Linked DNA regions of Homo sapiens: region 2 is linked to region 1. Evidence: chromatin loops called from intact Hi-C (ENCODE). Cell type or tissue: chondrocyte. All regions are shown on one strand. Each heading gives the region's core, and the rest is flanking DNA. Links, peaks and the distances in the headings are about the cores only. Region 1 overlaps LINC03153 (long intergenic non-protein coding RNA 3153). Region 2 overlaps H6PD (hexose-6-phosphate dehydrogenase/glucose 1-dehydrogenase).

Region 1 (16,387 bases), core at 5,222-13,221:
GTCCAACACCTGCTGTGACCCTGAGGGCTGCTAATAAAGGAACAAATTGTATTGCCTTCTTTGAACAGGCATGGACTGTGGCGGGCATATGGAGTTCTTGGTCTGGGGGAACGAGATTAATATTGGGGGTAAGGTAAATTAAGGTGCAGGTACCTGTCCAGTTGGTAGGGAGACAGGAGTAGATCGTGGAGCCACAGAAGAAAAAGATGCCTGAGGTGTTGATACAAACAGACAAGTGAATTGAGAACAGATGCTGTAGCATGTACGTTCCTCATTTAGAGAGCCTAGGCTTGGCTTCGGCAACCCAGAGTGAGGAGGAGAGAGAGACCTCTTTGAGAACCCCTGTTTGGGGAAGGAGTTTCTATGTCTGAGAGGCCGGGGGAGAGGTGATGTGAAGGGGCTGAGTGAGGAGACCGTTGGCTTCAGGAAAGACTGAATAATCTACTCGGAGTGAGGTGTGGGAAGACGGGTGAAAGATGATTTGGGTTGAATTACAGGTGGAAGGAGGGACGGTGCCTATGTGTACGTGTCTATTGGAAGAAGTGATACATAAGGGGACTTGGCCAATTCTAGTGGTGTCGAGGGTTATGGGGCCTTGAATGGTAGGGTGAGGGAGCTTGGAGCAGTTGTAGTTGGCAGTACATGTGGAGAGGAGTTTGGTAGCTCTGTTAGCTAAGGTGGTAGGATAGTTTCCGGCGAGGGTGAGGGCTTTGTCTATAAAGGCAGAGACCCTCATTGTAGTAGTGAAGCTCTCTCAGTGAGGGAATACTGGGGTTGGACTGCAGGGGCAATGAGGAGGAGAGAAGCAGGGGCAGAAGAAAGGGAGGCTTCTTTTGCTGCTTCATCAGCCTTTCTGTTCCCTCTTGAAATGTTATCTGATCCTGTTTGGGGTCCTTGACAGTGTATAACTCCTGCTTGAGTTGGCAGGTGTACAGCCTGAAGGAGTTGGTAAATAAGGGGGCCGTTAGTGATGGGGTTCCCTTTGGCAGTAAGGAATCCCCTCTCTTGCCAGATGGTGGTGTGGGAATGAAGGATGTGATAGACATATTTGGAGTCTGTATAAATGTTGACTCATTTGCCTTTGGAAAGGGTTAGGGCTCTGGTGAAAGCTGTAAGTTCTGCTTTTTGGGAGGAGGTTCCTGGAGGTAGGGGCTTGGCTTCAATTACTCAGTCAAGAGAAACAACTGCGTATCCAGCAATTTTGGGGGAGCCAGTGGTCCCAGAAGAGGAGCCATCTATGAATAGCTGGTCATCAGGGTTGGTGAGAGTCTCAGAGGAAATGTTTGGGAAATGTGGCTGCAGGTGGTCTAGGATTTCAGTGCAAGAATGAGTAGGAGGGGAAGAGGATACAGGGAGTAAGGTATTCCCAGGAAGGATGCTGGGTTGAGGGTAGCACTCTTGGCAAGGCTGAATTCAGGATTTTTGATAAAGAGAGCATGGAGTGATTGAATCCGGGAAGGAGGAAGGGAGCTTAATGCTCGGGAGGTGAGGAGATCTTGTAGATTATGAGGATTGTGGATGGTGGTGTTTTGTCCGAATGTTAGTTTCCTGCTTTCTAGAGCTAGAATGGCTGCTGCTGCTAAAGCCCTAAGACAAGCAGGCCACCCTTTGATTGTGTTATCGAGTTGTTTAGAGAGGTAGGCTACAGGGGCAAAGGAAGGAGGATTTCTCTTCTGTTGCCCTAGTACACTGAGGGCTGTTCCTTGGTTCTCGGCAGTACAGACAGTGAAAGGTTGGGTGATATCAGGTAAGGACAGAGCCGGTGCAGTGAGAAGAGTGGTTTGGAGTTTGTGGAAATTGGGGAGTATGTTATATGAGGGGTTTAGGAGTTCATTGAGGGGGACTTTGGCTGCTTCATAGAGGGGGTGAGCCGGAAGGGCAAAGTTGGGAATCTGTATTCTAAAAAAGCCTGCCAGCCCTAGAAAGGAAAGGATTTCATCTTTGGAGGAAGGCGGGGGCAGATTGTTTATGAGTGCTGCTCAGGCTGGGTCATAGCCTGGGCCCCAGGAGAAAGTTGAACTCCTGAGCAAGTCACTTTGGGGATGGAGAGCTGAGCCCTGGAAGGGGAAACTCTATGCCCTTTGGCAGCGAGAAAGTTTAAAAGAGTGACTGTGTGAGTTTGAGAGTCTTTTAGAGAAGGGCTGCAAAGGAGAAGGTCATCCACATACTGAAGGAGACGGCTAGGAGAGAGGTCTAAGGAGGTGAGGTCCTGGGTGAAAGTTTGTCCGAAGAAATGAGGGCTATCCCTGAAGCCTTGAGGGAGGACAGTCCATGTGAGTTGTTGTGACTGGAGGATGTCAGGGTCAGTCCAGGTGAAAGCAAAGAGGTCTTGGGAATCCAGGTATAAAGGAATGGTGAAGAAGGCATCCTTGGCTGGGTGTAGTGGCTCACACCTGTAATCCCAGCACTTTGGGAGGCCGAGTCGTGTGGATCATGAGGTCAGGAGTTCAAGACCAGCCTGGCCAGGATGGTGAAAACCCATCTCTACTAAAAATACAAAATTTAGCCAGATGCTGTGGTGGGCACCTGTAGTCCCAGCTACTCAGGAGGCTGAAGCAGGAGAATCACTTGAACCCAGGAGGCAGAGGTTGCAGTGAACTGAGATCACACCACTGTACTCCAGCCTGGCGAAAGAGCAAGGCATCCTTTGGGTCAATAGCAGTGTAATGGGTTGTGTCAGAGGGATGAGAAAGAGAAGCGTATATGGGTTGGGGTCTATGGGATGAATAGGGAGGACAGCTTGATTGACGGCTCAGAGTTCCTGGACAAGTCAGTATGAGCCATCTGATTTTTTAACGGAGAATGGGGGTGTTATATGGGGAACGTGTTGGTCTAAGAAGACCACATGCATGGAGCTTGTTTATGATGGTCTGTAGGCCTCTTTGGTGAGTCAGAGAAATAGGGTACTGGGGGACATTGGGAAATTTGGAAGGGTCTTTGAGCCAAATTTTGATGGGGTCATGGTGAGTGGCTAAGGAAGGGGTGGTGGTGTCATACATAATTGGATCAACAAGGGAGGCGGGAAGTGGGTACTGGGGAGAGGGGTCAGGGGCTGAAGTAGCGCGAGAAGCAGGAGAGACTCCGGTGGAGGGAGACTGGAGGAAGTGATAGACGCTTTGAATTTGACTAAAAGATCTCGTCCTAAAATAGGGATTGGGCAGCAAGGCATGATAAGGAAAGAGTGTGAGAAGACAGTTTCAAACAGGGAACAGGTGAGAGGCCTGGTGACACGTGGACGAGAAATAAGTCCATCAACCCCTACAACTGAGACCTGGAAGGGATGAGTGGGTCCTGAAAATTCAGGCAAAGCCAAGTAGGTGGCCCTGGTATCAATTAAAAAAGAGATTGGCTTACCTGCCACTAGTAGAGTTACCCTGGGCTCTGATGCAGTGATGGCAGATGGGGCCGGGGGCCCTGGGCCTTGTCAATCTTTAGTGGCCAGGCCAAGGAGCTGCAAGAGTGCAAGCGGCTCTTCGCCCTTTGTGTTGCTGAAGAGGTGGAGGTCTGGAGGGACAGGTTTGTCTGACTGTTGAGGGGACAATCAGATTTCCAGTGACCTATCTGTTGACAAACCGGGCAAGGGCTCTTTGGTACTCGTGAATTAGGACATGCCCCCGCCCAGTGGCCTTCCTTGCTGCACTTGAAACAAGGCCTGCGAGGGATGCTGCTATCAGATCTTTTGTGCCCTTCGGTACTATGCCTAGGCTGACAGATAGCCGCTGCTAGAAGCTGGTATTTAGCACAATCTCTTTGGGCTTTATTTAATTTATTTTGCTCAACCCTGTTATAAAGACTTTGAAAGCCAGGTTAAGGAGGTCTTGCTGTGGGGTTTGAGGGCTATCCTCGACCTTTTTAAGTTTGCGCCAAATGTCTGGGGCTGATTGGGAAATAAAATGAGTATTGAGGACAATAGTCATTTTACAGGAGGTAGGATCAACACAGGTATATTTTTGGGGAACCTCTGTAAGGTGGGAAAGAAACTCAGCAGGGTTTTCATCTGCTCTTTGGGAAATTTCTTTGAGTTTTTTTAAAGTTTACAGCTTTGTGAGCAGCTTTGTTAAGGCCTACAATGAGGCAAGTAACCATATGGTTTCAGGACGCTCGGCTGGGGTCTGTGGGTTGCTATTCCCAGGAAGGCTCTTCCTGGGGGACTGCTGCAGCCCCTACTGGCTTAGTAGGATCTTCCTGATGGAGGTCATTGGCATGTGCCTGGGCCGAGAGCCACACTCTTTCCTTCTCTTCCAGAAAGAGGGTAGAGAAGAGAATAATATAGAGATCATGCTAAGTAAGTTTATAAGACTGGCTGAGATATTTAAATTCTTTGATGTAAGTATTGGGATCAGAGGAGAAGGACCCAAGATGCTTTTTGATTTGGGAAAGATCAGTAAGAGAGAAACGAACATGGACATGGACAATTCCTTCAGCTCTTGCGACCTCTCGGAGCGGGAGTAAGGAAGGGCATCCCGGGTCCGGGAGCAGGTAAGAAGTGGAGACAGGGAGGACTTACAGTCTGAAGCCAGGTGGTTTGAGAGAGGAGGAGAAGGGGACAGAGCTGGAGCAGGGGCATACGGTGGAGGGTCGGGGTGATGGGGAGGAGGATTAGGGCGCGGTTGGGGAATGGAAAAGTCAGCAGGGTCAAAAGAAGAGGAGTCGTCGGTTGGAGCTGATGGGAGGGAAGCAGAAGACGAGTCAGGCTTGGAGCAGGCAGGGAGGATTTGGAAGGTTGAACAGGACTGGCAAAGAGAAGGATGGCAACAGAGGGTGAAAAAATCCTGGACATGAGGAATCTCAGACCAGTTTCCATTGCGATGGCAAAAGTTATCTAAGTCCCTGAGTACACTGAAATCGAAAGTGCCGTTTTCGGGCCATTGGGAACCACTGTCTAATTTATATTGAGGCTATGTAGTGTTACAGTAAAAGATAAGCCTCTTAGGACGGACCTCTGAACAGAGGCAGAGAGCATTGAGATTGCGCAGGAGACACCTGAAGGGGGTAATCTTGGAAAGGGTAGACTGAGAGGCTCCCATGGTGAAGGGAAGGAGAGGGTAGAGGAAGAAGAGACTGCCGATGACAAGAACGGCAGGAGAAGGCATCCCCTGTCCTGCCGATCGTGCCAGGAGAAGGGAGGTAACCCCCGAATCAGGCATCCCCGAGATGGAGGAACTAAAGGCCTGGAGGCTGGAGGAAGCCCTTGACCCAGCGCTGGGTCTTTCGGGCAAGAAAGAGTCGGTCAAGGATTCCAGGTAAATGGTAAGGGTCTCTCTTACTGACCCCTGTGGAGGCCCTGATGGTGGATGCAGTCGCCAGCAATGGTAGAGTCTAGGAGATTCTTCGGGTCTTTGGCAGGTTTGGGAAGGGGAGGACAGCTGGGAGAAGGGGTGATGGCGATGGGGAGTAGACAGAGAGAGAGAGAGAGGGAGAGTCCCTTAAGGATGTCCAGCCAGAGCCTATCCCCTTCCCGGGTTTCGGCACTAAAATGTAAGGGTTGCCGAGAGATAAGACAAGTAGACCCAAAGTCAGGCCAGCAAGTTTGTTAACCTGCCGGGCTGTTCCTTTATAGTCAGAGGAGGCAGCCCCGAGCTAGCAAAGCAGGGGATTGATATAGGGGGTGAGGCTTGGGGATTTTCCAGGTGGGACTATATCCTGGGTCTGTTTGCCTGGGTCTGTTTTGGAATTTTGCAAAAACAATCACTGGAATAGAACAAAGAAGACGGGTAATGGGGGCAGTCTGAGGAGGAAGTTATAGTGGTTTAGCAGCCTCACAGAGGAGTTACAAGAGCTGTTTGTGAGGCTTATGGGGGAAGGGAGGGGTAACTTGGTCTCTACCACTGACCTCAGGTGATTGGCCCACCTTGGCCTCCCAAAGTACTGGGATTACAGGCGTGAGCCACCACGCCCAGCCTGTTTTTTGTTTTTTGAGACAGAGTCTCACTCTGTCACCCAGGCTGGAGAACAGTGGCATGATCTCAGCTCACTGCAACCTCCCCCTCCCAGGTTCAAGTGATTCTCCTGCTTTAGCCTCCCAAGCAGATGGGATTACAGGGGCATGCCATGATGCCCAGCTAAATTTTTGTATTTTTAGTAGAGATGAGGTTTTGCCATGTTGGCCAGGCTGGTCTCAAACTCCTGGCCTCAAGTGATCTGCCCGCCTTAGCCTCCAAAAGTGCTAGGATTACAGACGTGAGCCACCCTGCATGGCCAGATTTCAACACTTTGACCTTCATGAACATAGATAGGCTTTTAAGAACAATTAAGCTGGGCCCAGTGGCACACACCTATAGTCCCAGCTATTTGGGAGGCTGAGGCAGGAGCATTCCTTGAACCCAGGAGTTCAAATACAGCCTGGGCAACTTAGCGAGACCCCATCTCTAAAATAAAACACATTAAAACCTTATAACTTGTAGACAGACCCTGTTGGTATAAATGACCCTGGTGTCCTTGGATGTGTTAGATTTAACCTATCAAGAGCCCCGGTTTACTTCCAACTTAATTTGTTGACCTTCATTCTTAACTTAAAAAAAAAAAAAAAGTTGACAGGGCACTGTGGCTCACACCTGTAATCCCAGCACTTTGGGAGGCCAAGGCAGGCAGATCACTTGAGGCCAGGAGTTCGAGACCAGCCTGGCCAACATGGCAAAACCTCATCTCTACTAAAAATACAAAAATTAGCTGGGCATGGTGGCATATGCCTGTAATCCCAGCTACTCAGGAGGCTGAGGCACAAGAATCACTTGAACCCTGAAGGCAGAGGTTGCAGTGAATCAAGATTGCACCACTGTACCCCAGCCTGGGCGATAGAACAAGACTCCATCTCAAAAAAACATTATATAAAAAAACGTTGCCGGGCACGGTGGCTCACACCTGTAATCCCAGCACTTTGGGAGGCTGAGGTGGGTAGATCATTTGAGGTCAGGAGTTCGAGACCAGCCTGGCCAACATGGTGAAACCCCGTCTCCACTAAAAATACAAAAATTAACTGGGCATGGTGGCAGACACCTGTAATCCCAGCTACTCAGGAGCTTGAGGCAGGAGAATCACTTGAACCTGGGAGGCGGAGGTTGCAGAGAGCCGAGATCATGCCGCTGAACTCCAGCCTGGACAACAGAGCAAGACTCCGACCCCCACCACCCCAAAAAAAATGTTAACAATATTCCTATAATGGACGATTTTCCACAGCCAAGAAGAATAAATAAAGGTACTGGTTTGCACATTCAGGCCTCTCTGAGCTACCCCAGCTGAGAGAAGAAATCAAGAGTACTTTTATCAATGAGGAAATGCTGATGCCAAAACTTGGTAGAGCTGAAAATTCATAATCATACTGCTCTGAAGTGAGATCAACTCTGTTCAGGGCAATTGACAAGGAAGTTGCTCTCTAGTAAAATTAAAAGACCAGTCATTGGGATATAAATAGTGACAATAAGCAACCACTTGCTTGCTTGCTTTTTTAATTTTATTTATTTATTTTTTTTTTTTTGAGGAGTTTCGCTCTTGATGCCCAGGCTGGAGTGCAGTGGCACAATTTCGGCTCACTGCAACCTTCACCTCCCGTGTTCAAACAATTCTCTGGTCTCAGCCTCCTGAGTAGCTGGGATTACAAGCACGTGCCACCATGCCTGGCTAATTTTGTATTTTTAGTAGAGATGGGGTTTCACCATGTTGGTCAGGCTGGTCCAAACTCCTGACCTCAGGTGATCCACCCGCCTCGGCCTCCCAAAGTGCTGGGATTACAGGCGTGAGCCACCATGTCCGGCCCACTTTCTTTATTTTAACTTTCTAGGTGAGCAAGCCCTGTACTGTCTGAGGCCAAAGGGTTCAAGGTTGCTCATTTTTCTTTCAGAACTGTTTTTTTTTTTTAAAGACAGGGTCTTGCTATGTTGCCGAGACTGGAGAGCAGTGGCTATTCACAAGTGCTATCCCAGCACGCTGCAGCCTGAAACTCAGTAGCTGAAACAACAGGCAGGAACCACCTTGCCCACCTCTTAGTTACAATTCTTGAGAGGTGTCCCTAAGAATACTTTATTTTAGATTTTTTTTTTCTGGCTTTGGTAGAGACAGAGTCTTGCTATATTGCCCAGGCTAGTCTTGAACTCCTGACCTCAAGCAATCCTCCTGCCTCAGCCTACCAAAGTGTTGAGATTACAGTAGTGAGCCACTGCTCCCAGCCTTACTTTAGATTTTTATATTCCTCCCGTAACAGCTGCTCCACTGAAATATTCTGGAAAACGCAAAGAAGCAGCCAGTGCTGTGTTTTTGTTTATCTTCAACTGTCTACATTTTCTCTGCTTCTCAATGTCTTGCTTGCAAAAACAAAGCAACTTTTGAAGGGTTTATTACTTGCTGCCGCATCCCCTGCAGTCAGGAGAACCACCACCATATTGAAGGCAGTCCTGTAAATATGCAGTTTTTCCAGCTGAAGCATTTATTGTACGCTCATGACACCCAGTGGTCAGAAAAATACTGTGCAGAATTTTTGTTATGTTTTTGTTTTTGTATTTGAGGCAGAGTCTCGCTCTGTCACCCAGGCTGGAGTGCAGTGGCACAATCTTGGCTGACTGCAACCTCTGCCTCCCAGGTTCAAGCCATCTTCCAGCCTCAGCCTCCCGAGTAGCTGGGATTACAGGTGCACACCACCATGCCCGGCTAATTTTTGTATTTTTAGTAGAGACAGGGTTTCACCATGTTGGTCAGGCTGGTCTCAAACTCCTGACCTCAGGAGTTTGATCCACCCACCTTGGCCTCTCAAAGTGCTGGAATTACAGGCATGAGCCATCGTGCCTGGCTAATGTTTGTATTTTTAGTAGAGATGGGGTTTCACCATGTTGGTCAGGCTGGTCTTGAATTCCTGAGCTCAAGTGATCTGCCCACCTCAGCCTCCCAACGTGCTGGGATTACAGGCGTGAGCCACCGCGCCTGGCCCTGTTTTTTTTGTTTTTGCTTCATACAAGATCCACGGTGTGACCGCAAACAGCTGGTTCTGCGGAGGGCTGAGGGATGGAAAGATATGGAAGCCACGAGGAAAGAGGAATGAGCCTGGTGTCTCCCTGATGCATTGCCAAGGAGACTCAGGGCTGGACCAAGAAACCTACCGGATGGTCAGGAAGCTGCCCAGAAACGGCTGTTTGGATATTGAGGCAATCCCATTTTCCAGACCATCAAATACTTGTTTACAGAGAACTTGATTTGTTTACAAACTCATATTGGGGTAAAATTAAAGTAATATAATACAACATTAACCTCTTTTTTTTCCTATTTTATAGAGACAGGGTCTTGCTATGTTGCCCAGGCTGATCTTGAACTACTGGGCTCAAACAATCCTCCCGTCTCGGCCTCCTAAAGTGCTGTGATTACAGGCACGAGCAACTTTTTTTATATATTTTTTTCTTGAGACAGAGTCTCAGTCTGTCGCCAGGCTGGAGTGCAGTGGTGTGATCTCGGCTCACTGCAACCTCCAACTCCCTGTTTCAAGCAATTCTCCTGCCTTGGCCTCCCGAGTAGCTGGGATTACAGGCACGAGCCACCACACCCAGCTAATTTTTGTGTTTTTAGTACAGATAGGGTTTCACCATGTTGGCCAGGATAATCTCAAACTCCTGACCTCGTGATCTGCCCGCCTCGGCCTCCCAAAGCGCTGGGATTACAAGCGTGAGCCACCGCGCCCGGACTTTTTTTTTTTTTTTTTTTTTTTTTTTTTTTTTGATACATAGTCTCCTTCTGTAACCCAGGCTGGAGTGCAGTGGCGCAATCTCAGCTCACCACAGCCTCCACCACCCAGGTTCAAGTGATTCTCCTGCCTCACCCTCCCAAGTTGCTGGGACTACAGGCGCGTGCCACCATGCCCGGCTAATTTTTGTATTTTTAGTAGAGACAGGGTTTCATCCTGTGCGCCAGGCTGGTTCGAACTCCTGGGCTCAAGTGATCCTCCTGCCTCAGCCTCCCAACATGCTGAGATTACAGGTTTGAGCCACTGTGCTGGACACATTAACTTTTTTTTTTTTTTTTGAGACAGAGTTTCGCTCTTGTCCAAGCTGGAGTGCAATGGCAAGATCTCGGGTCACTGCGACCTCTGCCTCCTGGGTTCAAGTGATTCTCCTGTCTCAGCCTCCTGAGTAGCTGGGATTACAGGCACCCGCCACCACACTTGGCTAATTTTTTTCTATTTTTAGTAGAGACGGAGTGTCACCATGTTGGCCAGGCTGGTCTCGAACTCCTGACCTCAGGTGATCCACTCACCTCAGCCACCCAAAATGCTGGGATTACAGGCGTGAGCCACCGCACCTCACCACATTAACGTTTTTAAAAAGTACACTTCAGTGGCATTTAGTACCTTCACAGATGCTGCGTACCAGCCCCTCTATCTTGTTCCAAAACATTTTCATCACCCCGAAAGAAAACCCCGTACCCATTAGCGGTCATTCCTCATTCCCCCCTCCCCATCCCTTGACAACCACTGATCTGCTTTCTGTCTTGATAAATTCACCTATTCTGAATATTTCGTATAAAGGGGATCATTCATATATTTCACATAAGCGGAATCATGATCTTTATGTCTGGCTTTTAACACTTAAGGTCATGTTTCTGAGGTTCATCTACGTTGTATCACACATCAGTAGTTAATTTGTTTTCACGGCTGGATGATATTCTGTTGTATACGTATATACCACATTTTGTTTCTCCATTCATCTGTTGATGGAATTTTGAGTAATTTCCACTTTTTGGCTATTGAGAATAGTGCTGCGATGAACATTTGTGTGCAAGTATTTGTTTGACTATCTGTTTTCAGTTCTTCGGGGTGCGTACCTAGGAATGTAATTGCTGGGCCACAGGATAAGTCTGTTTAACTTTTTGAAGAACTGGTGATAGATTTTTAGACCCCTTGAAATTAATAGAGAATTGTATTTAGACTAGCACCACATTTTCCCAAATGAACAGTTGATTTTTTTTTCCCTTGAGCAATTTTCTTTATTATGTATATCTGACTTGTTAGCTCGGTCTCGAAGTACCCATGGGAATGAATGCAGATGGACAGGATAAAAGAACCCATTCAGGGGAAAGTTAATTTGCCTAAAGATTCCCTGTTGCTATCTGTTTAGCTTGAGTGACAGCTCAGCAAACAGAAATCTTTGCTCCAAATCTTTGTTATGATCTCTGTCATAACATTTTGTTTGAAAATCGCCTCCAGACCTAAAATGAATTTGAGCAGCCAATGTGAATTAATTAAGCTGAAAAGAACTCTCAAAACAATGATTTCTCTGATGTGTTTTTATCCAAACCTTCCAGGTCACTAATTTGTCCTGTTTTCTTTAAAAGGAGAAAATAATGAAGGGGTGTATTTGGTGCCCTCTACAGTAAAATATCTTTGATATCAGTGGAGAAGGAGCTGCTTGGCATAAATGAATGTTCTTGAAAACTCGAGATGACCCCTTTAAACTCACATTATAAATCTGTTAACCCTTTTTGGATGAAAAGTTTTCTAAAACCAAGTGCTCAATTTCCTGGCTTGTTTGGTTCAGATGTTACCCACTGTGTTGACAACAACCATTTTTGCTTGATTGTTTTGATACAGTCTCGCTCTGTCGCCCAGGCTGGAGTGCAGTGGCATGATCTGGGCTCACTGCAACATCCGCCTCCTGGGTTCAAGCAATTCTCAACCTCAGCCTCCCGAGTAGCTGAGACTATAGGCACACGCCATCATGCCTGGCTAATTTTTTGTATTTTTAGTAGAAATAGGGTTTCGCCATGTGGGCTGGTCTCTCGAACTGCTGACTTCAAGTGATCTGCCAGCCTCGGCCTCTCAAAGTCCTAGGATTATAGGTGTGAGCCACCGCACCCGGCCAATTTCCTGCCTTCTTAAACAGAAGATGCTGTGTATGATGAACATTATTTGTTGGACTAACTTTGAGCTCAGTGGTCTTCTCAAGAGCTCAGAGCTTGAAAAGCGTGCCTGTAATTTACTTCAAAAACCCTCAGCACCAACTGTACGTGTCACTTAGCTTCAGCCTGCTTTCTAGGGGCAGTCAGCGCTGCGGAATTGGGAGCGCGAAATTCCAGGGGTGATTAGAACCTACATTTGAAAGACTCAACAAAAGCCACTCTAGCTCTATCTCCAATCCACACCAGATGGTTTGTTAATTAGCACAATGAGAGCTAAGAATGATTTTTCATTGATAAAATGAGTAGTGTTCAAGGCCATTGAACCAGCACCGATTACTCTCTGTGGTCTAGATGCCCCTGCCTTTGTATGAGCAAATCCAGTGAGCCCTGGATGTCATTTTAATTTTCAAATAGCCATACTTTCGAAAAGCAAAAAGAGCTGGGCGCAGTGGCTCACGCCTGTAATCCCAGCACTTTGGGAGGCCGAGGTGGGTGGATCAGCTGAGGTCAAGAGTTCGAGACCAGCCTGACCAACATGGTGAAACCCCATCTCTATTAAAAATACAAAAATTAGCCCGGCGTGGTGGCACGCACCTGCAATCCCAGCTACTCGGGAGGCTGAGGCAGGAGAATCACTTGAACCCGGGCGGCGGAGGTTGCAGTGAGCCGAGATCACACCACTGCACTCCAGCCTGGGCGACTGAGTGAGACTCCGTCTCAAAAAAAAGAAAAAATAAAATTAAAAGTGAAAAGAAACAGAGATGCAAAGGCCCAGACCTCATGTCTCAATTTGGGACCAGAGCTTCATTGCAGAAACGGCCTCAGTTCCAGCAACACTGGGTTCTCCCTCTGCCAGGTCCTGCCTTCCTCACTACCTGGGGGAGTCTTTTCCGAGAAAGACACCCCCAGGCACCCTCTGTAGAGTGTTTCACGGGACACCAGGACTCAGCTCAGTTTAGGAAGTTCTCCCTCTATGGGGTGAGCCTCTGCAGTGTGCAACACCATCTCCCTACCACGTAGGTAACGCGCAGGAGAGGAGCATGCTCGGAGGGAAACCAGAAGGGTTATTTCTCAGGTGGAAACCAGTCTCACTCCACGTGTTTGCCAAAGCCAGAATGGGGCTCTGCAGTCCTGACGCTTTGGTCTTTAGAAGGTAGACAATATGAGCTCACTAAGAAAACAAACCAGGGAGTAAGTTATCTGCACTTTTTAGCAAACACGCACACGGTCAGGTGCAATGAATGGCTCACTGCTCTTGGCCAACCTGTTAAATTCCAGGATTTGGGGAGGCTGATGGGAGGATTGCTTGAGGCCAAGAGTTTGAGGCTGCCATGAGCCATGATTATGCCACTGCACTACAGCCCGGGCAACAGAGCAAGACCCTGACTCAAATTTTAAAAACTTTTTAAAGAAAAGAAAACACACCCACACCCACCCACCCCCGCACAAACACACACACACACACACAGCAATCAGTAAGAATAACACTGGGATGGCCGGGCGCATTGGCTCACACCTGTAATCCCAGCACTTTGGAAGGCCGAGGATGGCGGATCACTTGAGACCAGGAGGTTGAGACCAGCCTGGCCAAAATGGTGAAATCCCATCTAATTTTTGTCACCCCATTTAATCTTTGTAAACATACAAAAATTAGCCAGGTGTGGTAGCACACACCTGTAGTCCCAGCTACTCGGGAGGCTGAGGTAGGAGAATCGCTGGAACCTGGGAGACGAAGGTTGTGGTGAGCCGAGATCGCGCTCCTGCACTTCAGCCTGGGCGAAAGAGCGATACTCAGTCTCAAAAAAAAAAAAAAGAAGAAGAAGAAAAAAGAAGAACACTGGGATGATTTCTGAGGAGTTTCCCATGTAGTAAAATGTAGTTTTAAAATACTCAGTGAGAATAGCAAGAATCTTCTAGAGACCTTAATCACCCTGGGTCTTTGGGCCACTTTCTTTTTTTTTTTTTTTTTTTCAGAGTAAAGTGAATGCAAGTTTATTAGAGGAGAAACAAAAGCTACTCCATAGAGCAGCCCCAAGGGCTACTGGTTGGTTATTTTTTTTTTTTTTTAATTGATCATTCTTGGGTGTTTCTCACAGAGGGGGATTTGGCAGGGTCATAGGACAATAGTGGAGGGAAGGTCAGCAGATAAACAAGTGAACAAAGGTCTCTGGTTTTCCTAGGCAGAGGACCCTGCGGCCTTCCGCAGTGTTTGTGTCCCTGGGTACTTGAGATTAGGGAGTGGTGATGACTCTCAACGAGCACGCTGCCTTCAAGCATCTGTTTAACAAAGCACATCTTGCACCGCCCTTAATCCATTTAACTCTGAGTGGACACAGCACATGTTTCAGAGAGCACAGGGTTGGGGGTAAGGTCACAGATCAACAGGATCCCAAGGCCGAAGAATTTTTCTTAGTACAGAACAAAATGAAAAGTTTCCCATGTCTACTTCTTTCTACACAGACACGGCAACCATCCAATTTCTCAGTCTTTTCCCCACCTTTCCCCCCTTTCTATTCCACAAAACCGCCATTGTCATCATGGCCCGTTCTCAATGAGCTGTTGGGTACACCTCCCAGACGGGGTGGCGGCCGGGCAGAGGGGCTCCTCACTTCCCAGTAGGGGCGGCCGGGCAGAGGCGCCCCTCACCTCCCGGACGGGGCGGCTGTCGGCCACTTTCAATCAGCCCAACCTCAGAGATGACAACAACAAAGTTGGCCAACCAGTGGACCAGGGTCCCCTGGGGGTCACCCCTGACACAGTCTCCCATCCACTGCAGTCCCCTGAGTTGGCACTGCCTGCCTCCCAGATGGTGGACTCACTCAAGACACCCGAGCTCATATAAAACCTACCCAAGGGGCCCTCCAGGGCAGGCAAAGACATTACTGCACAGTTTGGGGAGGTTTTTGTTGTTTTTTTGTTGTTGTTGTTGTTGCTTTTTTTACTGCCCAGTCTTTAGAGACCCCTCCCTGGGAGACTGAGATGGTTAATTAATCAAAACAACGCTATTCACAAGTTTTGAACTTCCTGTTCGGCCACTGTCCAGTTGATTCCTGCACACTCGATTCACCTCTCAGAGTCCTTCGGGTTGAATTATGTAAGCCTTTTTCTAAATAATCAAAGGAACTTGTGGAAGCATGCCCTGGCCAGCCCTTAGCACCCCACTGGGGAAGGCAATGTAAAAAGAGACTGAAGAGAGTGGAGTGCTTGTATTTACCTCTGGAGCCCTTGGGCCACTCTGACTAACAAAAGAACTCCTCCCAAAACAAACCCTTCCCCTTAAAAAAGGGAAAGAAGAGTGGATCCTCCCAGCCCCTCTAGGGGGTCTACCTAGATTGTGGTTCTTAGGCGGAGGAGGGAGGAACTGCCCCAGGGAACACAGGATGTCACTGCCTCTTGCCTGGCCATCCTTTAATGTATCTGATCTGAGTCCTAGCTACAGGCAAACAGGTGTGGGCTCCGGAAATTGTACACTACAAGGAATACATGCCTTTTGTTAAAAACAAAGCAAAATGAAATGAAATAAAATGAAGGAATAAATAAAATATCCAAGCAATGTGTAGAGAAGCAAAAGCAAATCCCTCCATTTCCTGTCTTCCCTCCAGCTCCCTCTGCAGAGGGAGCCGCTGTTGACCTGTTAACCACGTGGTCATGCCCTTCTGCAGACTCCAGATGCACAGTCACGCACACACGCAGGTGGACTATTACACACATGGTTCAGAGGTTTGATTTTTTCACTTTCTGTATTATGGACACTTTTCCACGATGTACATACACTGTAGATCAACCTCATTGGTTTTTTGTTTTGTTTTGAGACAGGGTCTGGCTCTGTCGTCCAGGCTGTAGTGCAGTGGTGTGATCTCAGCTCACTGCAACCTCTGCCTCCTGGGCTCAAGTGATCCTCCCACCTCAGCCTCCAGAGTAGCTGGGACTACAAGCATGCCACCAAGCCCACCCAGCTAGGTTCTGTATTTTTTGTAGAGATGGGATTTTGCTGTGTTGCCCAGGTTGGTCTCGATCTCCTGAGTGAAAGTGATCCCCGCGGCACCCCACCCCCCTCCATCCCCCACCACACTTGGCCAACCTCATTGTTTTAATTGTTGAAACACATTCAGTATTTTGTATGTACCGGAGTAGAGTATTGATGAGGAAATCGCCCATTTCCTTCCTTGCACGTCTGTGCTCAATGGTGGCACATTCTCTCCTCAGTCTCAGCCAGCTCTGCTGCTTTAAATATCACCCCCCAGATGTCTGTCTCCAGCCTGACCTCTCCTCCCACCTCCAAGACTTGTAATCCCAACCAACTTCTCTGCCTCCCCCTGGAGGTCTAGCAGGCATCTCCAACCTGCCACCTTCCTCATTCTCCAGCTCCATTCCCCTCCTTGTCTTCCCCATCTCAGCAAATGCTATCACCAGTAGCTCATACCAGCTCATACCAGTCATCCCACCCATCAGTAAGCCTGTTGGCTCTCCCTCCAAACACATGTCCTGAATCCAACCATTGCTTCCCACTTCACCT
Region 2 (16,387 bases), core at 2,855-10,854, 330 kb before region 1:
GGGTTCCAACGCATACCACCTCGCAGGAGAGTTCCAATGCCCAAGTCTCCTCACACCCTCACCTACAGAGAGAGCCTGGCCTCAGACACGAGGAGCCATCATTTCTCAAAGGCTTCTGCACGTAGGACCCCTAACCTGGGATTTGTTTGTTCACCCAGCAAACTCCCAGTCATCCTTAAGGGCTCAGCTTCTAGGAGCTTTGGCCTACCCCTTCTGAGGGGCCCTGGCTTCTTCTAGCCCAGCTGACTGTAATTCAGGCCTGTTTCTCTTTCTTCCCCACTACGAGGGAGGCTCCATCTGAGTGGCATCTGCCCTCTGCTGCATCCCTAGCCCCTAACACAGCACTACGTTCAGACAGTGGACAGCAGAGAAAATGAAGATCCACACATTGTCACGGATAAACCTCCAAGACGTAATGTGGTGAGAAAGCAACATGATTACTTTGATAAAATAAAAATTAACTTGAAAATAGGATATAGGCCAGGCGGACTGGCTCATGCTGGTAATCCCAGCACTTTGGGAGGCCAAGGCAGGAGGATCACTTGAGCCCAGAGTCCAGGAGTTCAAGACCATCTTGGGCAACAAAGTGAGACCCTGTTTCTACAAAAAATTAAAAAAAAAAAATTAGCCAAGTGTGGTCCCAACTATTTGGGAGGCTGGGGTGGGAGGATTGCTTGAGCCCAGGAGGTCAAGGCTGCAGTGAGCTGTGAACCTGCCACTGCACCCCATCTGGACAACACCGCATGAGACCCTGTCTCAAAAAAAAAAAAGAAAGAAAAAGAAAACAGGATATAAAGTGACCAAAATAAACAGAACTTCAATAAATGAAAAATATAATTGGAAACTAGAAATTCAGTAGATGGGCCTTACAGATGAGAAACAGCTGTAAAGAGTCAGCTAGCAGAAGACAGAGCTGAGGCGATTCTCCCAAATGCTGGACACAGAGACAAAAAGATCCATGCTCGGACACATACAGGATGACTCTTGTTCAAAATTAAACAACAGGTTGTTTAGGGAACCAGGCGTGCATGGAAACAGAAAGAGAAGCGAGGGAATAATCTATCCACAATTTGGAAGTGTAAGATGAGGAAATAGGTCAGAACGTGGGGAGGGACACGCAGGAGAATCAAATTCTTTTTTAAAAACGGGTGGTAGGTGCATCCCCGTTTCTTATACCATAGTTCTGTATCTCTTCCATGCATTCTGTAAACTTTAAATTTACCTAGTATCTAGTTAACATTTAATTCCAACAGACAAAAAGCAGCAGATCCTAAGTTCAGGCCTGCTGAGCCCAGCATGCTCCCCTCCCAGCAGCCACTCTGGGTCCATGGCGCCAGTCCTGGGCACCTGCCCTGACCAGGTTGGTGGTGTGCACTCTCGGGCCAACCAGACAGCAAGCATGTCCAGGTCATGGCTGGGGGAACAACCTGCCCTGAATCCAGCCCGATATGCCATTCCCGACAGCAGCACCAGTGTTGGGGGGCAAGAAATGAAGCCGGCAGCCACTCGTAGGAAGGCACTCTGTCCCCGGCCATAACAACCAGGAGCTAGAGGGTGCAGCTCTGTCCAGGGATACTAAACCTTGAAATGAGCAGGAAGTCCAGCCCAACTGTGCCAACCAAAATGCCAAGAGTGGTCTCCACTGGGAAAACAATGGCTGAGATCCCCCAGCTCTGTAGTGTTGTGGCCTTCAAGTTCTTGTGCTATTGTTGAGAAGACATCCAGAAAAAGAGAAACTGATGCCAGCAATGTTTGTGGATCAGTCCATTTATCCTCAGAATAACAACATATAAGGAGGCCCCTCTATTTCCCCTATTTTAAAATATAAGGAACCTGAAGTTCAGAGAGGTTGGATAACTTACCCAAGGTCACACACAGCTGGTAAAGAGGTAAAAATAGCTTCAAACCCAGGCAGTTCGACCCAGAGCCTGCAATTCTTACCACCAAAACATTTCCCTTTTAATTACCCACTCTTCAACCCTACAACAGAACGGTGTGAAGTTGAGTGGCGTGGGCACCACTGGCCTTTAGAAACAGAGCACAATGAAGAAGCCGGCTGAGCTTCTGGAAGGAGGGGTCTAGGGCAAAGCTCAGAGATTCCAATGCCTACCGGGGCCAGCAAAAGCGAAAAGGATGGAGTAAGGCTGGTGTCCCTCAGAGGTACAGTTAAGTACCTCAGGTGCATTCAGGTGGTGCCTCACAGGAGTGTGGGCCCAGGGTGACCAAATCTTCCAATTCTCCTTTTCGGGAGAATGTAAAAAGACAATTCTTCCCTTCCCCTGCAATAATAGAACAGGAAAATCAGGAATATCTTGCATTTGAAAGGGACCTAAGGCCTGGCACAGTGGCTTATGCTTGTAATCCCAGCACTTTGGGAGGCTGAGGTGGGCAGATCTCCTGAGTCCAGGAGTTCAAGACCAGCCTAGGCAACATGGCAAAACCCCATCTCTACAAAAAATACAAAAATTAGCTGGGCATGGTGAAATACACCTGTGGTCCCAGCTACTTGGGAGGCTGAGGTGGGAGGATCACTTAAGCCTAGGAGGTCGAGGCTGCAGTGGGCTATGATTGCACCACTGCACTCCAGCCAGGGCGACAGATAAAGACCCTGTCTCCAAAAATAAAAAATAAAAAATAAATAAATAAATAAGAGTTATTGGCCTCAAACAGTTAAACAGAGTCATGATCCTCCAGCAACCCCACTCCTGGGTTTATACTCAAGAGAAATAAAAATGCAGGTCCACACAAAAGCTTGTACATGAATGCTCATTGCAGCATTATATATAACAGCCAAAAAGTAGAGGCAACCCAAATGTCCACTAACTGGTGACTGGATAAATTATGGTATATCTATACAATAAGATATTATTCAGCAGTAAAAAGAAATGAAGTGCTGGTACATGCTAGAACATGGGTGAACTCTGAACTCAGGATGCTAACTGATGGAAACCACACACCGTATGATCCTATATGTACAAAATATCCAGAACAGGCAACCCCGCAGAGAGAATGCATTTCTGTGGTTGCCAGGAGCTGGGGAGAGGGGGAAATTGTGGGATGACAACGAAGGGGTACAGGGCTTCCTTTGCCGTGATGAACATGTCCTAAAATTGATTGTGGTACTGACACACAACTCTGTGAATACACGAAAGCTCACTGGCCTGTCCACCTTAACTGGGTAAAGTGTAGTAGGATTTGTGAGTTACAGCTCAATAAAACTTTTTAAAAAAGGTTTTAGAACAGGGAAGCAGAAGCACGAAAGAGGTACTTCAGGAAGATGAAGCTGTCTGCGACCTCCAAGATGAACAGGATGGGACTGGTGGTAGTGAAATCAGTGAGGCAGCCTTTGCTGCCATCAAAGGAAGTAACAAAGGTAGGAGGGAACGAAGTCACAGTGAACTGCAAAGAAGTTATTATAGCAGATGAATACAAACTACTTGGTGACTGGCTGGATCCTTGAATGGTGGTACAGAGCTGTGATCTGGAGTGTGGTCTCTGGAGCCAGGCTGCTCCAGTTTATTTTATCTTATTTTATCTTATCTTATTTTGTTTTATTTTATTGGAGATGGAGTCTCCCCATTACCCAGGCTGCAGTGCAGTGGCGCGATCTTGGCTCACTGTAACCTTCGCCTCCTGGGTTCAAGCAATTCTCCTGCCTCAGCCTCCCGAGTAGCTGGGATTACAGGCACAAACTACCATGCCTGGATAATTTTTGTATTTTTAGTGGAGATGGGGTTTCACCATTTGACCAGGCTGGTCTTGAACGCCTGACCTCAAGTGATCCACCCGTCTCGGCCTCCCAAAGTGCTGGGATTACAGGTATAAGCCCCCGTGCCCAGCCTGCCCCGGTTTAAATACCGGCTCTGCCATCTTTCAGCCCTGTGATCTCCAGCAACTGACATCACCTCACATACGAACAAGCAACAATCCCCGCACCTCCCTTACAGGGCTTCTGTGGGCCTGAAGGAGTTAATATCCACACAGGGCTTGGAACAGTGGCTAGCACACAGGAAACACTGATAAAGACTGGTTGGAATTTTTCTTATGACAGATGCTGTAAGAGAAGGGCTACCAGCCTGGTCACTCAGAGAGCACTGTTCCCATTTGAAATAAAGAGGTTAGAAAACACAGTTGGTATTTCATGAGAAAAATGCAGTGATGGTTTTCATTCTAAATCTGCTGAATCTGAAGGGATGGTGCAACACCCCATGAAATGATCTAAAAGGCGGCTGGAGGTATAAACTAGGGCCTGGGGAGACAACGCACACTGGAGATAAACTGGATTTCATCAAACCTGAAATGCCATCAGTGGCGGAAGCATCGCTGTTTTATAACCCCTAAGAAAGAAAAGGGTTTCCAGTTCCACTATGTCACCCTATTAAGGATAAACCCAACTTCAGAGACGTCCAAATATGAAAAAAATGTCTTCCAATCAATGAATTACAGTGGATTTATATGTCAACAGCATACTTAAAGCTTTAAAAACAGATGAATTTTTGATGAAGGGAACACAACAGAGTCCCTAAAAGCCCTGTTATCTGCTTACTATTCATTAATGTAGCGAATCCCTAAGCGGCCCCTTTCCTATTTTTATCCTCTCTCAATTCTCAAAAAGAATGCATTCCACGGGTTTACTACCTGCTGGGTAAAAGAGAGCTTCCTTTATTCCTTAATTTCAAGCTTCAGGGGGTGCGCCTGTGTTTAACACGGCCTGTAGATTTATGGACTTTGCCTGGTTGGCTCCGTCTTTTCAGAGTTTAATGCAGTGACTGGGACTGTGGCCTGGCACCTCCCTGGGAAGAGGCCATGCAGCTGAGTGCAAGGACAGGAGGCGAGGGGCTGGCCCTCCTGCTGATGTTGATCTTTTCTAGTTACTGCCCGTTATTGTGGACTGATTTCTCCTAAAAATGATCTATATTGGCTCCTAGTGTATTTTCCCGGGTTGAAAGTTGAGGGTTGAAACCCATCAGTATATGAAAAGGATAGAGAAAAGCACAACCAGGGTGGACACTGGGAGGAAAGACCCCCTGTAAACTTGGCTCCCACCTGTGCACATCCAGAGCTCGTCCAAGGTCAGAGGATGACAAAGCAGGGGGGCCATGGCTGTGCCCGCCAGCTGTGCTGCTCAGACTCATAACAGAGAGTAACAGCTAGAAAGCACTTCTCCCCTTTGGCCCCGTCATTCTACTGCCGAAGTATATACTTAAAGGGAATATGTTTTTTAAAATGCTCATAAATGTTCTCGAATTAGATAGTAGTTGCATAACTTTGTAAATATACTAAAAACCACTTAATTTTATATTTTAAAAGCGTAAATTTTGTGGTATGTGCATTGTATCTCAATTTTAAAAAAAGCTCACAAAGTACCATCTAAGATAGAAGCCGGGGAGGTGGGGCACTCCTGTAGTCTCAGCTATTTGGGAGGTTAAAGCAAGAGAGGATCACTTGAGACCAGGCGTTCAAGACCAGCCTGGGTAACATAACAAGACTCCAAGATAATAATAATAAAATAGCAAAAAACTAGAAACAACCAAAAAGCTTAATAAAAGAGTTTATAACACATATTCTGTGGTATGAACAGAACTGAACAGAAATATAAATATTAAAAGGTATATGTTGTGCAGACTGCTAATACATAGAGATTTAAGTATGTATACAACTGTGTATGTATATGTGAGAGAGAAATATGACATAAAGAATGGACATAAAAGTATGACAGATCAATTACAGGATTTATATAATAATCCAATATAAGTCACGTGGAACTCAGACACACTGCAAGAACACTGCCGCTGCCTCTCCTTGCAAACTTGGAAGAACAACAACACTTCCATTTGTAACGTATTTCCGTGTGCATTATCTGATTTAATCCTTAGAACTACCCGAGAGAGAGAGGTGCCGGGGCTATCAGCATTGTATAGATGTGCGCTGAAGGTCACAGCCTTCAGAACCGGGACCAGAAACCCCTTCCTCGTTGCTTCCACATTGTGGGAAATCCAGGTTTTCTCAACAAAAATAGATTAAAAAAAAAAAAAAAAGACAACTAAGAGCCAGCTGCAATCCCCATCAACACCTTCTGGGATTACTAAAAATAAAAAGAGGTGAGGGCCAAGGAGAGCACAGTGTGCTTGCTGGTGCTCTCTCTGGACAGGAGATCCGGCAGCTGCCCTGGGCTCACCTTGCAGACAGCTCTGCAGAGGGGGCGGGAAGGGGAACCGGCCCTGCTGAGTGAGCTCCTGGCCCCTTCTGGCACACCAGGCTGGAAGGCGGGACAGCTGGTGTGTGCCTGGAAGGACCCTGGATGCCCTGGTCCCTCGGTGAGAGGCACTGAACGGTCACTCCAGCCCTCAGAGGTGGGCAAGCATCAGGCTCCTTTCCCCCATGTCAGGACAGGGACCCTCCCAGCAGTGATGTCCTCAGGAAGTCTCCCTCCTTCTTTCTAACAACAACAACAACAACAACAACAACAACAACAACAGCAGGCCTTCTACACAGAGGGGAAACTAGGGCAGCAAGGAGACTGGCCCTGAGTGCGTTCCAGCAGGGAGGCCAACTGCTGAGGGCCTGGCCAGCTGGGGAGGCTGTGGAGCTCAGTGGTTAGAGGCTCAGGCTCTGAGGTGCCAAGACCTCAGTTCCAATTCCAGCACTCCCGACAGAAAAGGCAGCCGGACCCAGACAGCTGAACACAGCCCATTAATCACATGGGCCCGCCTGTCTGCAGAGCCCTCCCGATGCCATGATGAGGGCCAGCCAGGGTCATCTCTGGGATGAAGGAGGCTCAGTGACTCTCCTTTTATGGCCCATGCTGCTTCGAGACCCCAGCCAGGGTACCCAGGGGGGCTGTGACTCTCAGGGGCTCACGGACTGGGACGCACAGGAGGAGCACCCCAGGTCAGGCTGAGAGGGAGCTGGGAACCAGATCGCGTCTTCCTTTCCTCCTCCCCACCCCCTCCGGCCTGTGCAGCAGCCTTGACTCTGCAGCAAACTCCTCTGGGCCAGAGGCTGCAGCAGGAAAAAAAAACAACACTCACCCAGCATGGAGGATGGAGGGGAGGGAGCCGGGGAAGCCGGCTTCCACCCACTTAGATGTGTGTGATGCGGGTGGGGGAAGACATCCAAACGACCTTGCAGCTCAGAAGTCCCTTTCCCGGGGCCTGCAGCAGCTCTGGACCGGGAATGCTCCATTTCCCAGGCCTGGCTTGCAGCCCCTCCCTTCCCAGCACTCAGGGTGCTGGCTTCGGTTACGCAGGTGCCACTCCTGCCTAGGAGTCAGCTAGGGTTGCACCACTGCAGGGGTGGAGAGCAGCTGGGATCCACCAGAACCCTTGGCAGGGCAGAGGACAGGGTAGGGAGTGAGGGAGAATGGCCTGTGGTATGTGTGGGGTGGGGAGTGGGAGAGAATGGCCTGTGGTGTGTGTGGGGTGGGGAGTGGGGGAGAATGGCCTGCGGTGTGTGTAGGGTGGGGAGTGGGGGAGAATGGCCTGCGGTGTGTGTGGGGTAGGGAGTGGGGGAGAATGGCCTGCGGTGTGTGTGGGGTGGGGAGTGGGGGAGAATGGCCTGCCGTGCACTTTGACCCCTCTGATTAGCAGTCAGACCGCGGGCTCCGAATCCTGCCTTGGAAACATTCTGCCCATGCTGAGCCCCACTGCAGCAGCACTCGCCTGCCAAGTCCACCAAGCTCCAGTAGGAGGCAGCATTTACTCCTGCCTGTTTCCCGCCCTCACCCGGGACAGCAGTGGCAGCCTAGGCCTTGCTGTGCTGGGCACAGGGCTCCTGGCCATGCTGGGGTGTGCTGCAGGTCTGCGGTGCCTGTCCCCTCTTTCCAGTCTGAACCACAGGTGGGAGGCCCCTGAAGGACTGGCTCCAAAGCAGGACTCAGAGAGGACAGCACAGAGCAGTGCTTGGGCCAGCAGGGCTGTACCAGGCCACCTTCCTGGAATGCAGAAAGAATGTGTCCCCTGGCACGCAGGCACACAAAATTGAGAGAGGCAGCAAGCAAGCTCATTCTGTTGCCAAAGCACCCTGTGTCCAAGGCCCACTTGCTGGGGGGCTGGGCTCAGCAGCAGGCTGTCCCTCCCTGCTACGAGCTATCAAGGACCTGTTTGTAAATGGCAGGTAAACAAGCCAACCAGTGAGGGCCAAACCCCAGGACAGTTGCAGTCCTGCTGGCCACCTCTGACAAGGAACGTGGACTGAACTAGCCCCACTCTGGTCTCACCGCGACAGGCTGCAAGCCTCCAGGACTAGTGGATCTCCCACTGCCTGTCCTGCGCTGAGGCTCCCTTTGCCCCTGGGCTGAAGGTACAGGGCCCAGCTGTACTAAAGGCCTTGGACTCTGGAGCTTAGGAGCGGCGGACCCTCCCCTAGAGCCCCATATGGCAGGCAAGGCTGGGCCTCCTTTAGTCCCTGCAGCTGTGACAACAGGGCTCCAGGTGCCTCTCCCTCCTGGACCTTGAGGACAGCCAGCCCAGGCTGTTGTGTTGCTGTTCAAACCCAACATCCTCAGACTGTCCCGGCAAACAGACCTGCCCAGAGCTCCACCTGTCTGTCTTTCATATCTTCCGTGTTTCTTTCTTCAAAATCCAAAAGTACCTTTGCTAGGATAATCGGGCCTGCAATCTGCCTGGTCCCTGGCTCCATGGGACCTACAAACAACCCACAAATGACACCACATACCAAGAAGGAAACAGGGTGGGAGGGCTGGAAGAACTAAGAGGCAACAGTACCAACAGGTAACTCCAGACATCATGGCTCTTCCCCAGCCCAGGGCGGAGATAGGAAGGAGTTGCCAGAAAGGGGAGAGGAGTCTCCCAGCCTCGCTGGGGATGGGGCCAAGTCCAGGTAGAGAAGGGCAAGCGCCGGCCCGCTGGCTTCAGCAGGGGCAGGACCCCCTCCAATTCTGCTCTAGGCTCTCTGCACCAGGTGCAGCTCACTTCTCTGAAGATGAAGCAGGCATAGGCCCAGCACACGTGCCTGCTGGGAGATCAGGCACAGACAGGCACGGGGGGCAACCCACGGCCAGCGCCCTGGCTGAGGACTGGGAGGGAAATTTGGAAGGGCTGGAGGACGATTCCCTGAGACCCATGAAGGCTCACTGCAGGGGGTAGGGCCTCTTTTCTGCTGTGGGTTCTGAAGTAGAGAAACCCAGTGCCTTCTCGAACCCAGCAATGTCCTTCAAGGCCTGGCTTGGGAAGTCCTGCCTGGCCTCCCGCCCACCCCCCACATTGTCCCCCCACCACGCTGCCTGCCTGCAACACCCATCACCCATTTTGTTTTCTTTTTCAGAGACGGAGGCTCACTATGCTCCCCAGGCTGGTGTCCAACTACTGAGCTCAAATGATCCTCCCGCCTCTGCCCCCGAGTAGCTGGGACTACGGGTGTACCACTGCGCCCAGCTCCATTTTGGAGTTTGTCCCACCAGCCAGTGTGATGAGATCATCACCCCCCACAGCACCCGTGAATCTGGGCAGTATTAGGGAGCCATATCTGAGAGGCTGAGTTTTGTACCTCACTGTGGCACCTCGGCCCCGCAGAGAGCTTCTGGCACTAAATACACATTCAGAGAGGAAGGGAGAAGCAGCTGAAGAGAAACCAAGGGGCGGGGGAAAGAAAAAGAGAAAATGGCCCAGAGAAAGAGCAAGGGAGAGAGAAAAAGAGGAGAAACCTCCTGGCCCATCCCTGGGTCCAGGGCTCTGGGCCCTGCCCTGTGGCGGGCACGCACTGCGGGGGCTGGGGGGGCAGTGGCCTCGGGTGCTCCCGCTGCAGCTGCAGAAAGCGGCCGCGGGGATGAGCTGGCCACTGACGCAGCGCTGGCAGCACAGCGCAGCGGCGCCAGGCCTGAGTGCTGGGGCCAGACTGTTGCCCCCAGGATCAGGCTCCACCGCCTTCTACTGTGGGGCTGTGGGCTCGCCACCATCTTCATCTGTAAGGAGGCTAGTAACAGCGCCCACCTCACCTGGCGGCTGGGGACTGGGGACACAGTAAACTTCAGCTCTTATCGTTACTGGGCAAGAGCCAGTGCTTTACATCTTCACGGTCAATGCTCCAAAACTTTGCTACCATCACAGAATGCCAGCTAAGGGACCTTAGCTGTCCTCACCGACAGGACATGCTCATCTCACAGCTGCAAGGAGTGACATGCTGAGGCCACCCAGCTGAAGGCAGCGGTGGGCATGACGCAGGGCCCCCGCCTCCCGGGTGTATACTCAGTGTGTCTGAGGTGTGTGGCAGTGCGGGAGAGGCGGTGTCCTCCTGGAGCCTACAGGCTGGCAGAAGAGACAGGGTGGACAAGGACGAGGCAAGGGTAACACTGTGCAGGGCAGGGGAGGGAGGTGTGTGGCGCCGTGAGGGTGAGGGGAGTGGGCCTGCAGGGCTCAGAAAGTCTTCCTGGAGGGCCATGGAGCTGAGAACTAACAAGCGAGAGAGGGGTCAGAAGGTGAGGGGGACGCGAGGGGGAGTGCCCCAGGCAGGGGGCGCCACGGCTGCAAGCACCACAGTCGGGGAAGCCCTCACGCAGTTCCCATGGTCTCCACGCACTCAAAAACTTGGGGGACCTCAGGGAGACTCCAGCCTCTACCGCGTGCCAGTGGTTTCCCGCCTCTGTGCCAGGCCTACTTCTCTGGACCATACGCTCCTCATGGGCAGCAATGGCTACTTGGGCTTTGCAGCCGGCACCCTGGGGTTTAGCCCGGTTCAGAGCTAGGCACACGGCAGGCTCGAAGGGAGACCACACACCCACAGAAAACCTCCCTCTGAGAAGCGCCCCATGCCTCACCGCAGACAGCGGGCAGGCAGAGGCTGGGGGACCGAGTGCGCAGGGCCACTCACACACCTTCAGCATCCACGGTCTCTTTCATGATGATCTCCACCCGCTCCACATGGTGCCGGTTCCAGAGGCCGTCCAAAGCCTTGCGGTTCTGGTCTCGGAAAGGCAGGATCTGCGCCACAGCCTGTCGGGGGGGGAAGACTGGGCGTGCTGCAGGATACTCTCACGATGAAGGAGGAACCCTGACTCCCGGGAAGGGCTCTGACCTTTCTATTCCCTGCTCAGAGCAGAAGATGCCCTCTGAGCAGTAGTTCTGGACTTCACGATCTCACAGGCCAGTAAAGGTTCCAAAAACTTGCAAGTGACCTCCAAAGGGTTACCAGATTTGTATTTTGCCAAGAAAAAAAGTTAGAATTACCTATCTTCTATTACAATCAATTTTTAATAAAATAAAGATAGGTTTAACACCAAAAATGTAGCAAAGAAAAGCTCTGAATTGAGCACATTCTGTATTTCTTCTCATCTTGCCATAAACAAGTGAAAACCTCCCCAGGACTGGCCCAGTTCTGAGGACCCCTATTTAGGAATCCTACTATGGGCAACTCCAGGCAGGGTGGGATGGAAGGCCATGTCTCTGTCCTCAACAACTGCCTATGCCCACCCGCACCACGTACCAGAACACAGGGCTGCTGCACTCTCTGCCAGGGTTCCTGGGGCAGGATGCCCCCAAGGGCCTCCAAGGCATTTTGAGTGAACTGGTCAACGGACATGTGTCACCCAGGAGGTTAACCCATGCTCCTGCCCAGGACTTAAGGTCCTACTGCTCCCTGGTTTAAGCTCTTGTTGCCAACCTTCTGGCTCAAAACAGAACTCAGGAAGAAAAACATTTTGAAAAAAGGTAGATGGGGCAGGGTGCGGTGGCTCACGCCTGTAATCCCAGCACTTTGGGAGGCCGAAGTGAGCGGATCACTTGAAGTCAGGATTTTGAGACCAGCCTGGCCAACATGGTGAAAACCCATTTCTACTAAAAATGCAAAAAATTAGCCGGGCATGGTGATGCGCGCCTGTACTCCGAGCTACTTGGGAGGCTGAGGCGGGAGAATTGCTGGAACCCAGGAGGCGGAGGTTGCAGTGAGCCGAGATCATGCCACTGCACTCCAGCCTGGTGACAGAGCAGACTCTGTCTAAAAAAAAAAAAAAGGTGGATGGGTGCAGGAGAAGAGAGCTCATTCTGATTCCCACAGCACACCCAACAGGAAGCCAGATCCAGACACCAGAGTTGCTGAGCCACCGCTACAGGGGATGCAGGGCAACCGTGAGAAGCCAGAGCCCAGACTGGGAAACAACGAGAACGGGGGCTTTGCAAAGGACAAAAGAGGCCAGACACATGGACAAGGACCCAACAGTCCTGCCCTGCTGCTGTCTTTCCTTTACCCGCTCGCCTCCTGCCCACCTTCAAGGAGACCATGGGAGCTCTGAGTTCACAATGCCTTGGGGCCTAGCTCCACAATGAGCGAGCGGCTTTGTTGCTGGGGTCTACCAGCGCCCAGCTCACCCTAGCCCTGGCAGGCTCCATGCTGATGCTCACCTGCTTGCCTAAGTAATGGTCCACCCGGTACATCTCCTCCTCCTGGAAAAAGGTCCCGAGTTCTGTGGCCAGCTGCTGGGCTGAGAAGTGGTCATGGCCAAAGGGTTTCTCAAGGACAACCCGCAGCCAGGCGCCCGGGCCTGGCCGGCAGCTACTGTTGATGTTGCGGGCAATGTCTTCATAGGCGAAGGGTGGCACTGAGAAGTAGAAGATCCTGCCAGCCTCCCGGAGGCCTGCGTGCTGGAGCTGTGCCTCGATGTCCTTGTTCAGGGCCTGATAGTCCTCGGCCGTCTTCAGTTGGCGGTACTGGCTCAGCTGCAGGAACTGATCCTTGTGCTCTGCACAGTGACTGGGTGCCATGTCCTTGGGGCAGGAGAGGGATTCCAGGGCCTTGGCCATGAGCTCTTGACCCTGCTTGGGGGCTGTCAGAGCAGCTCCATGGAAGCTAAAACTGTGACCCCTCCCCGCTTCATCCAGGTACAGCTGGAACAGTCCCTGCCATAAGTACTTCTTAGCCAGGTCCCCAGTTGCTCCCAGCAGGATTATGGAGACATGTCCCTGGAGCTCCTGGGCTTGCAGGCAGCCCAGAAGGGCCAAGCACATCGCCACTATGAGCATATTCCACATGCCTGGGTGCCTGGGGTGCAAAGAGAGACAGACGAGGAACAAGGAAGGATCAGACATGGTTCAGGTGGCTACGATGTGGAAACAAACACTTCCTGCCTGGCAAGAAACCACCACGTGTTTCTTAAGAAAATGTTATAAGCCCACAGCTTGTCCCTCCCTCCTGACAGCTTGGCTTCTGTTCCAGGAAGTCAGTGGGTAGGGAGCCTGCCCTGTAGACAGGGACTCTGCCTGGGAAAGTTAGAGACCACTTGCTAGAGATGAACCACTTTGCTGCCAGGAGCATAGGAAAGCGGCAAAGGCCACCAGGGAGGGCCGCAGGCCTGGGAGTGGAGCTGTCCATTTTATGACCAAGGCCAGTCTCTTCTAGGAGCACAGGTCACCCGGACAAGCAGGGCAGCCCCAGCCTAGGTATAGTGGCAGGTCCTCAGGCGACAGTTGGAACAGTGAGAGGGCAGGACCACCTCCTCTCACTTGCCTCTTCTCCATGTCCACTGGGCTCCAACTACCAAGTGATGACTAATAACTGCTACAGCATAGTGACAGAAAACATGGACTCCAGACTAACTGCCTGAGTTTGAATCCCAGCTCAACCCCTTAGTAAGTGCACAATTATTTAACCTGGCTGTACCTCAGTTTTCTCACCTGAAATGGGGGTAATAGCGGTACCTACAGCACAGAGTTGTTATAAGGATAAAAGGAGTTCATGCTTATAATGAGCTGAGGCCTGTACCTATCACCTATTAAGCACCGAGTGGTAGGTGTCATCCTGGAAGAGTGATACCAGCAAATGATTAGTGCTGGCACTAAGTACTTATGTGTATTAGAGCTCAATGAATCCAGACAAGAATCCTGAAAGAACCACATGGGGTTCTGTGACAGTCCTCCCATTCTGCAAATGGAAAAGCTGAGGCTCAGGTCAATGAAGGTCCCAGGGTAAGAAAGCAGGGGAGCTGGGACTGACTGTGCAGCCACTGCATGACATGCCCAATGACCTCTCCAGCACCGCTATAGAGGGGACCAAATCTGCCTCTTGACCCTGACGTCAGACCCCCCCTCCCACCGCCCCCGCCTCTTCCTCATCTCTCTCAAAATTCATGTCCAAGAGGGTCCTAGTGAGTGACCAACCCAAGGTGAGGACCAACAACAGTGTCTGGGCCAGTGGCTACAACCTCTCCCAGGTAAGCAAACCACCTGGGCTAGTGTTCAGCCTAAACTGAGGCACTCACATGCATGAGAAGTAGAGGCCTAAGGTGGGTCACAAACACACCAAGTATTTGTTTGTTCTGCCCTTCTGTTCTAACCAAGGTTGTAGGGCTTCCTGCACTGAATTCTTCCTCCACAGCTCTCTGGCTCTCTAGCTTCCAACCAAGGCCAGTGTTGGAGGGAAAGGAAGAAGGAAGTGAGGGGGAAAGTCATCACGGCCGGCATGCCCATGGGAACTAGTCAGAAATCCACGGTGGAAATGGGGCTCAGCCTGCAGGTGGGAGCAGTGACGAAGGAACTGAATGGCTGATTTAGCGCCTATTATATGTCAGGCATTTACCAGGTAAAGGATTAACAAAATCTTTAACAACTTTAGGAAGCCATAATCTGGTAATACAAATGGAGAAGTTGAGGTTTAAAGAGATAACTTACAAAAGTCCCCACAGAACCAGCCCAATGACCTCTCCACCATCCCTATACAGAGGGCACCAATCTGCCTCTTGACCCTGACGTCAGACCCCCTCCTCCCACCACCCCCTCTGCCTCTTCCTCATCTCTCTCAAGATCCATCTCCAAGAGGGTCCTAGTGAGGGACCAACCCAAGGTGAGGACCCAACCACAGTGTCTGAGCCAGTGTCTACAGGACACACGACGCGTCCATCACTGGAGCTTTAACTAGAGGATCAGGGCCACACGGGTGGCTCCCCAGCCTTCCTCTCCCACTCTCCCTGTATCTGCCCTCACCCCTAAATACACACACGGACCACAGGACCATTCTGCTTTTTCCTCCTGCTTTCCAGTCCCTGTCCTTGGCCCTTCAAGCGTTTTTTCCTCAACCGGCAATCGCTCGTCTGGAGAGAAGGAGAAGCTGCAAGGTCAGTGCAGGAGAGAGGCAGCAAGAAATCTGAAGCCCAGAGAACAGCCTGGAGAAGGAGGAGCCGCCAGCTGGCAGGCTGCGCTTCAGAGCTGCTGATCGGATCCTGGTAGCCAGGGCTCTGGACGTGCCTGGTACAAAGGGAGGAGCTAAGCCTCCAGAGTCCTGGCATGGGCAGGTGGGGGAGCCCCAAGGGCCAGCACCTCTGCCCCCACCCCAGAAGACTGCAGACAGCTGTGACGGATGGCCACCTGGCCTGAACTGACTCCTGGCCCTCTCTTTAATCCTGTTCTGACTCTGAGGTTTGCCACAGTCCTCCCTGACCAGTCCTGTTGTGGGTCCCCGGTTCTGAGGTTGGCCTCCCTTATCTGTTATGTTGCCAGCACTCCTTTAAACAAATCCAAGATATTGGGTATTACAACATGATTGCTTACTCTGTGGTTGCAAAACAACTAAAAAACAACTCTTTCCTAAATGGGTGGGGGTAGTATGTGTGGGTATTTTTTTTTTTATGTTTTTTTAACCTTTACAGTGTTTCTCAAACTTTAATGAGCATTTGAATTTCCTGGGGATCTTTTTAAAAGGACATTCTGATGCAGAAGGAAGAGGACCTGAAGTGCTGACAGCTGGTCCAAGAGCACACTTTGAGTAGTGAGACTCCGGAATACTGAGCAGCGAGCACCAGAGCAGCAGTTCTCATCAAAGGAGGGCATCAGAACAAACACGCGGTCCTCGCCTCCTGCTCCCTTTCTCAAGACAGAGACATTCTGATCCAGTAGGTGTAGGGTGGGTCCTAACACAGGTGTTTCGAAACAGTCTCAAATGGTTTCATGCGCCCATCCCCTTGTAAAAACTGGTTGTTCCTGAATCCAATAATAATACCTATGTTAACCAAGTAGTCGGCGTGTGCCAGATGACTTAAACGCACCTTTCCAATCATTCCTCACAACAGTCTTGTGGAGGAGGTTCTGTGAGGAGTCTCATTCTACAGACGAGGAAACTGGGAGGTGAAGGAAACTGTCAAGCCACAAAGCCTGGACCCTCAGTCACGATGCTAAACAGCTTCCTTTGTCAAGCAGAAGAAGGAAGCATTGGGGTCCAAGGACCTGGGCTCAAGACCACTGCCTAACTTCGTGATCTAATTAAGTCAGCTAATTAGGCCAGGCACAGTGGCTCATGCCTATAATCCCGGCACTCTGGGAGGCCAAGGCAGGAGGATCACTTGAGCCCAGGACTTCCAGACCAGCCTGGGCAACACAGCGAGACCCCCATCTCTACAAAAAATATTTAAAAACTAGCTGGGCGTGGTGGCACATGTCTGTAGTCTCAG

Evidence for each region. A loop is a pair of places that touch in the nucleus more often than their neighbours do. Peaks named below come from ENCODE experiments on the same cell type or tissue, not always from the same donor. Only the 100,000 strongest peaks of a DNase experiment are listed, where the experiment ranks them.
Region 2: it touches region 1 in a loop (4-fold over the local background); 2 of 110 quality-filtered maps call a loop at or near these places.

The regions. Positions count from the first base shown.
Region 1 is chr1:8,910,322-8,926,708 of GRCh38, reverse strand. The region is part of intron 1 of LINC03153 (long intergenic non-protein coding RNA 3153); the gene reads left to right. Among named protein-coding and RNA genes, the nearest start is that of LINC03153, 8.4 kb to the left of the region's middle. In chondrocyte, for the core only: CTCF peaks have their summits at 8,439 and 11,341 (motif pointing left); no DNase peak of the experiment used is centred there.
Region 2 is chr1:9,241,528-9,257,914 of GRCh38, reverse strand. H6PD (hexose-6-phosphate dehydrogenase/glucose 1-dehydrogenase) reads right to left here. Exons shown (of 5, transcript NM_004285.4): 2 at 12,354-12,990; 3 at 10,832-10,949. The coding sequence starts at 12,980. LOC124903836 (a long non-coding RNA gene) reads left to right here and starts at 15,197. Exons shown (of 2, transcript XR_007065455.1): 1 at 15,197-15,359; 2 at 15,642-15,952. RefSeq lists enhancers at 4,889-5,448, 5,711-6,633, 7,558-8,481, 8,482-9,405. In chondrocyte, for the core only: a CTCF peak has its summit at 7,701 (motif pointing right); no DNase peak of the experiment used is centred there.